2 separate regions of the Homo sapiens genome follow, and region 1 is linked to region 2. The links are chromatin contacts, found by Hi-C or POLR2A ChIA-PET in ENCODE. All regions are on one chromosome and are shown on one strand. The core of a region is the stretch at or near the end of the contact, and the rest is flanking DNA. Distances in the headings are between cores, read along the strand shown.

Evidence for each region. A loop is a pair of places that touch in the nucleus more often than their neighbours do. ChIA-PET counts read pairs that join two places held with the same protein, here RNA polymerase II (POLR2A). Pooled maps may share reads with other maps.
Region 1: a loop to region 2 is called in a pooled map, with 1.9 times the contacts of the local background. The contact joins the promoter of LINC02079 here to the promoter of LASP1NB in region 2. A Hi-C loop is called at or near these places in 1 of 168 maps with a recorded cell type or tissue (endothelial cell of hepatic sinusoid) and 1 of 50 pooled maps. POLR2A ChIA-PET finds 5 or more read pairs at or near these places in 2 of 52 experiments (HEK293T and activated naive CD4-positive, alpha-beta T cell).

The regions. Positions count from the first base shown.
Region 1 is chr17:39,025,828-39,028,527 of GRCh38, reverse strand. LINC02079 (long intergenic non-protein coding RNA 2079) reads left to right here and starts at 1,418. Exons shown (of 2, transcript NR_135645.1): 1 at 1,418-1,480; 2 at 1,583-1,813. It overlaps LOC105371767 (a long non-coding RNA gene), which reads left to right and starts at 831. Exons shown (of 3, transcript NR_188621.1): 1 at 831-978.
Region 2 is chr17:38,924,172-38,926,871 of GRCh38, reverse strand. It overlaps LASP1NB (LASP1 neighbor), which reads right to left and starts at 1,258. Exons shown (of 2, transcript NM_001414697.1): 1 at 981-1,258; 2 at 1-455. The coding sequence starts at 1,178. The coding sequence ends at 1,101.

The DNA.
Region 1 (2,700 bases), core at 169-2,668, 100 kb before region 2:
TCTCTTCAAGGGTCTCTGGATTTTGAGTTTCAGGCTCTACATGGAATTGAGAAAGTCCAACTCTCTCAGGGGGCCCTGGAGGCTCATCTGAGTTCATCTGGAGTTCTGGAGGCAGGCTGCTGCGATACACTGTATCCATACTTGAATCTAAATACTCATCCTGCAAAGTTTGTTTCTGACACTGAGGTTTTGATACAAATAGGTGTGGAGTTCCACACAACAACCTTAGCAAGCTTCAGATACTTAGCTAGATCTTTGTTCAGGTTCTTGGGCGAAACAGTAAACTTGGTTGCTTTTGAATTCTATCTTATTTATTTTATTTTGTTTTTTAATTTATTTTATATTTATTTATTTATTTTTTTTTTTTTGAGATGGAATCTCGCTTTGTCACCCAGGCTGGAGTGCAGTGGCACGATCTCGGCTCACTGCAACCTCCACCTCCCGGGTTCAAGCGATTCTCCTGCCTCAGCCTCCCGAGTAACTGCAGGCGCGTGCCACCAAGTCCTGCTAATTTTTTGTATTTTTAGTAGAGACGGAGTTTCACCGTGTTATCCAGGATGGTCTCTTATCTCCTGACCTCGTGATCCGCCCGCCTCAGCCTCCCAAAGTACTGGGATTATGTGAGCCACCGCGCCCGGCCTGAATTCTGACTATCTAGAGGTGGAACAAGTAAAGTATTTAATTTGCCTGATGATCTGCAGCCTGATCTAGATCTGCAGTATGAACCTTACTTTTGAGGCGAGGAGGCCGAGCAAAGGTCTGTTTCTGATCCCAGTCCAGCACTGAGACCCCCTCTGGGAGCCTTTCTTGCCAAGTCAGCTTGTCATTCAGGTCCTGGTGTGCAGCCGCTAACTGCTCTGGCCCCGGGGCCAGCTCTCCAGCTGAATCTGTGTCCAGGAATGGAACCAAAGTCTCGGTCAAAGTCTCAGTCGATTCCTGAGGCGGAGCTGACATCTGGGAGGAAGCAGAGGACCCCAGGTAATCAAAGTCCCCGGGGTCTGCCGGTGGGGGCGGGGGTCGGGGGTAAGCGCAAAGGGAGATTCGGGTGGGAGACTGGGGGAGCAGGAAAACCAGGGCTCAGTCGGCCCCAGAGGGTCGGAAGTCGGCTGGAGCCGGTCCTGGACCCACTCCAGAGGCTGAGCCTCCTGGACTAGTAGCCACAGTAGTTGCCAACCTGAGGAGGTGCCGTGGGACCCAGAGGCGCAGCTGGGACATGACAGGCGCTGGCGCCGCGCCCTGAGCCGGAGCCATTCTGGCAGCCCCGAGACGCTTGCGCCCCTGACAACCGCGCGCCCCGCCCCGTCCTTTATGACACCTGTATTTACACCGCCTTTATTAGGCTCGGGTCCAGATCCGCTCCGCGATCTTATCCCACAATCCCATCCAAACCCCACTTCCTGTCCCACCCCACCTCCGAACACCCCTCCCCTCCCCTTAGCGAGGAAAGATTTGGGATCCTGTTTGAAGGGAATTCTAAAAGGTCTGTGTTCAAGCAGCCCAGCACCCTTTACTCCTGGGTGGTGGGGGGAGACTAACCCCTTTCCTGTGTCCACAACTGTAGTAATACTCTAACCGTCCTCAGTTCTGCTCTCCAAACTTCAAATAAGGGGTCAGAGACATGGGTCAAGACTTCAGGAAAAGCCCCAGAAATACCCTGCACTCAAAAGCAGTTTCAGAGTTTCACATTTTCCTGAGAATGAAACAAATTATCCTCCAAATTCTGCTGCTTGTTTTGAATTATGTTTACGCTGGTTATGTTACCAGTGAGTTTTTATCTCCACATACTTGAATTAAACCGTGTAGTTCTTCTTTACATCTGACACCTACAATCTCTTCACTGGGTCTGTACTTCACAGCTATTTTACCACTTTCTGAAATAAAGTTAGCAAGGATCAATTCAGAATCTTTTTCGTTCTAAAACTTCCTGCACAGGCCGGGCGCGGTGGCTCATGCCTATAATCCCAGCACTTTGGGTGGCCGAGGCAGGCAGATCACCTGAGGTCGGGAGTTCGAGACTAGCCTGACCAACATGGAGAAACCCCGTCTCTACTAAAAATGCAAAAAATTAGCCGGGTGTGGTGGTGTGTGCCTGTAATTCCAGCTACTGGGGAGGCTGAGGTAGGAGAATCGCTTGATCCTGGGAGGCTGAGGTTGCAGTGAGCCGAGATCGCACCATTGCACTCCAGCCTGGGCAACAAGAGTGAAACTCCATCTAAAAAAAAAAAATCCTGCGTATAATGGTAGTACCCCATGATGAGACATTCTTTTTTTTTTTTTTTTTTGAGACAGAGTCTCGCTCTGTCACCCAAGGCTGGAGTGCAGTGGCGCGGGCTAGGCTCACTGCAACCTTCTAATGTGAAGTGTCTACTAGCCCAGTGGTCTCTATTCCATCTTTGAACTTACTTTGATTCCCACCTGATGCCTTACCATTTCATCTTTTGGTTTCTAAAAGCAGAAAATAAGAGCATTTTTCTGAAAGTTTCCTCATCTCCTCATCTCACACTTGTTTTCCTTCCTTCCTTCCTTCCTTCCTTCCTTCCTTCCTTCCTTCCTTCCCTTCCTTCCTTCCTTCTTTTTATAGGGGCTCACTCTGTTACCCAGGCTAGAGTTCAGTGGCACTATCATAGCTCACTGCTGCCTGGAATTCCTGGGCTCAAGTGATCCTCCTGCCTGAGCCTCCAGAGTAGCTGGGACTACAGG
Region 2 (2,700 bases), core at 9-2,508:
GACTGTGCAATCTGTAAAGACAGTGATAAAGTGACTACTTCATAGATGAAGATGGACAACTTGAACTTCCCCTTGAGTTTCACAAGGGAGTCCTGTGTGTGAGAAGGAAGGAACATATTTGAGTGTAATGTGCAGTTGCATTTAGATCTAAGGAAACTTAAAATGAATTTAAGTTTCCTTAATTCAAAATGAATTTTTGAGCAGTTCTCCACGGTAACTTTAATAAGTCTCCATTTCAACTTTCTGTTCTCAATCCCATCTACAGCTCAAACATATGCAGTATCTGCCAGCCCTGTCCATGAATTCCTGAAGTCCCAGCCAAGTGCCTCTCAGCTCAAAAAGCCCCTTGCTTGCCAGGGGTCAGCCATGTCTGGAAGGCTCTGAAAGAGGTCTGCTGGGCAGTAGGACTGCTTCTGTGGATGAGAGGCCTCTTGTTGGACTGGAGAGACCAGGAGCTGTAAGAAACCCAGAAATAAAAAGTCTCAGATGGGGACAACTGCAAAGTACCAGGAGTTCCTCCCTCCTCTCCACCATATCCCACAGTTGGACATCTCCCCGAAAACCCCACCCCAAGTAAAATTTATTTGCCGTCTCACCCTCAAATAAGAATGAGTCAATCATTAAGTAATGCAATTATACAAGCATAGTTGTAAACAACTATATTGCAAGTATGCTGACATGCAAAGATGTGTTTTACCTTTAATTACCAGAAGAAAATAGACAACTTGAGTTTGAGCACCTAACTTGAAGAAGAAATTAGGAAATAATAGTCCCTCCCCACCACATCCATCATTCCCAACCCGTTCTGCCTAAAAATCGTTTACATTGTGGATTTTATTTGTAATTTTTAAAGTCTTATTTTAAATTAGGTCCCAAAGAAAGAAGCTGGCATTTCTTATTCTTTTCAGAGTGGTCTAAGAAAAAAAATAGGAAAGCAAACTCTTTCTTTTTTTCTTTTCTTTTTTTTTTGGAATCAATACCCGAGATAACAGCAGAAGCAAAAATCCACCGGTGCGTCAGCAAGCAGGGCACTCGGCCATTCATCTCCATCCTTCCTTCTGAGCTGTTCTCCAGCAGGCTCCGGCCGCAGCTCCAGGCCACTAGAGCAGATAGATAATGTAGGACAGAATGACCAGGCCTATGATGGCAAAGAACATCAGGATGAAAATATCCAGCATTGTGGATTCCTAGGCCGACCAAGCCCCTGGATTCTGGTGAACCGTGAGCTGTGAGCACGGAGGTTGCAGTCGGTGGAGAGAAATGGCTCCCCTTCACTCCACAGCTCAGCCCTGGTTCTTTCCCCTCCCCCTCCCAGGGGCCTGAGACTGAAGGATGCTGCAGCTCCACCAGCAGCTTCCTGCCCCCCCACCAACCACAGCCAACCAATCACAAAGCCTGGGGGTGGATAGCCAAGGAGATGCCAGATTTAGACCCACAGAACCGCAGAATCAAAGGGGCTCAATTTCTCCCCAGGAACCCAATCCCACCCCTTTGTATCTAAATGGAGCCTGCATGCTCTGGATGTAGGAGGAGATAGGATCCTACCCAGCTCCCCCAAGAGTGAATCCTCCTGACTGCCTTCTTCGCGTTTCCTCTCACACACCTCGGGCAGATTATCTCAGAAAAATCATGGTTGGGTATTGGGTGGGCCATTGGCAACTTCTAAAGGTCACATTATGGGGAGACACAGACAAAAGTTTCGTGTGGATCTCAGTGGGCTTCCCTGAGGGATGAAGCTAACATTTATACATTTCCTACACTGGGCCAGATATCGTACATGTGGTGCAATTTCAACCTCCCTATGAGTCTTTCATAGATGGGGCTCAGAGATGGTCAGAAACTTACCCTAATGGTTCATAGCTTAGATGTGTCAGAGACCAGCCGGGCGCAGTGGCTCATGCCTATAATCCCAGCACTTTGGGAGGCCGAGGCAGGTGGATCACAAGGTCAGGAGTTCAAGACCAGCCTGGCCAAGATGGTGAAACCCTGTCTCTACTAAAAATACAAAAGTTAGCCAGGCTTGGTGGTGCATGCCTGTAATCCCAGCTACTTGGGAGGCTGAGGCAGAGAATTGCTTGAACCCGGGAGGCAGAGCTGAGATCGCGCCACTGCACCCCAGCCTGGGCTACAGAGCAAGATTCTGTCTCAAAAAAAAAATAAAAATAAAAATTAGCCGGGCGTGGTGGCAGGTGCCTGTTATCCCAGCTATTCAAGAGGCTGAGGCTAAAGAATTGCTTGAACCCGGCAGGCAGAGGTCGCAGTGAGCTGAGACCGTGCCATTGCACTCCAGCCTGGGTGACAGAGCGAGACTCCGTCTCAAAAATAAATAAATTAATAAATAAAATAAAAAGTAAAAGGCTGGGTGTGGTGGCTCATGCCTGTAATCCCAACACTTTGGGAGGCTGAGGTAGGTGAATCACCTGAGGTCAGGAGTTCAAGACCAGCCTGACCAACATGGAGAAACTCCAGCTCTACTAAAAATACAAAATTAGCTGGGCATGGTGGCACATGCCTGTAATCCCAGCTACTCAGGAGGCTGAGGCAGGAGAATCGCTTGAACCTGGGAGGTGGAGGTTGCAGTGAGCTGAGATTGTGCCATTGCACTCCAGCCTGGGCAACAAGAGTGAAACTCCGTCTCAAAATAATTAATTAATTAATTAAAAATGTCAGAGACCAGGATTCAAAACTAGGCATGCTGAC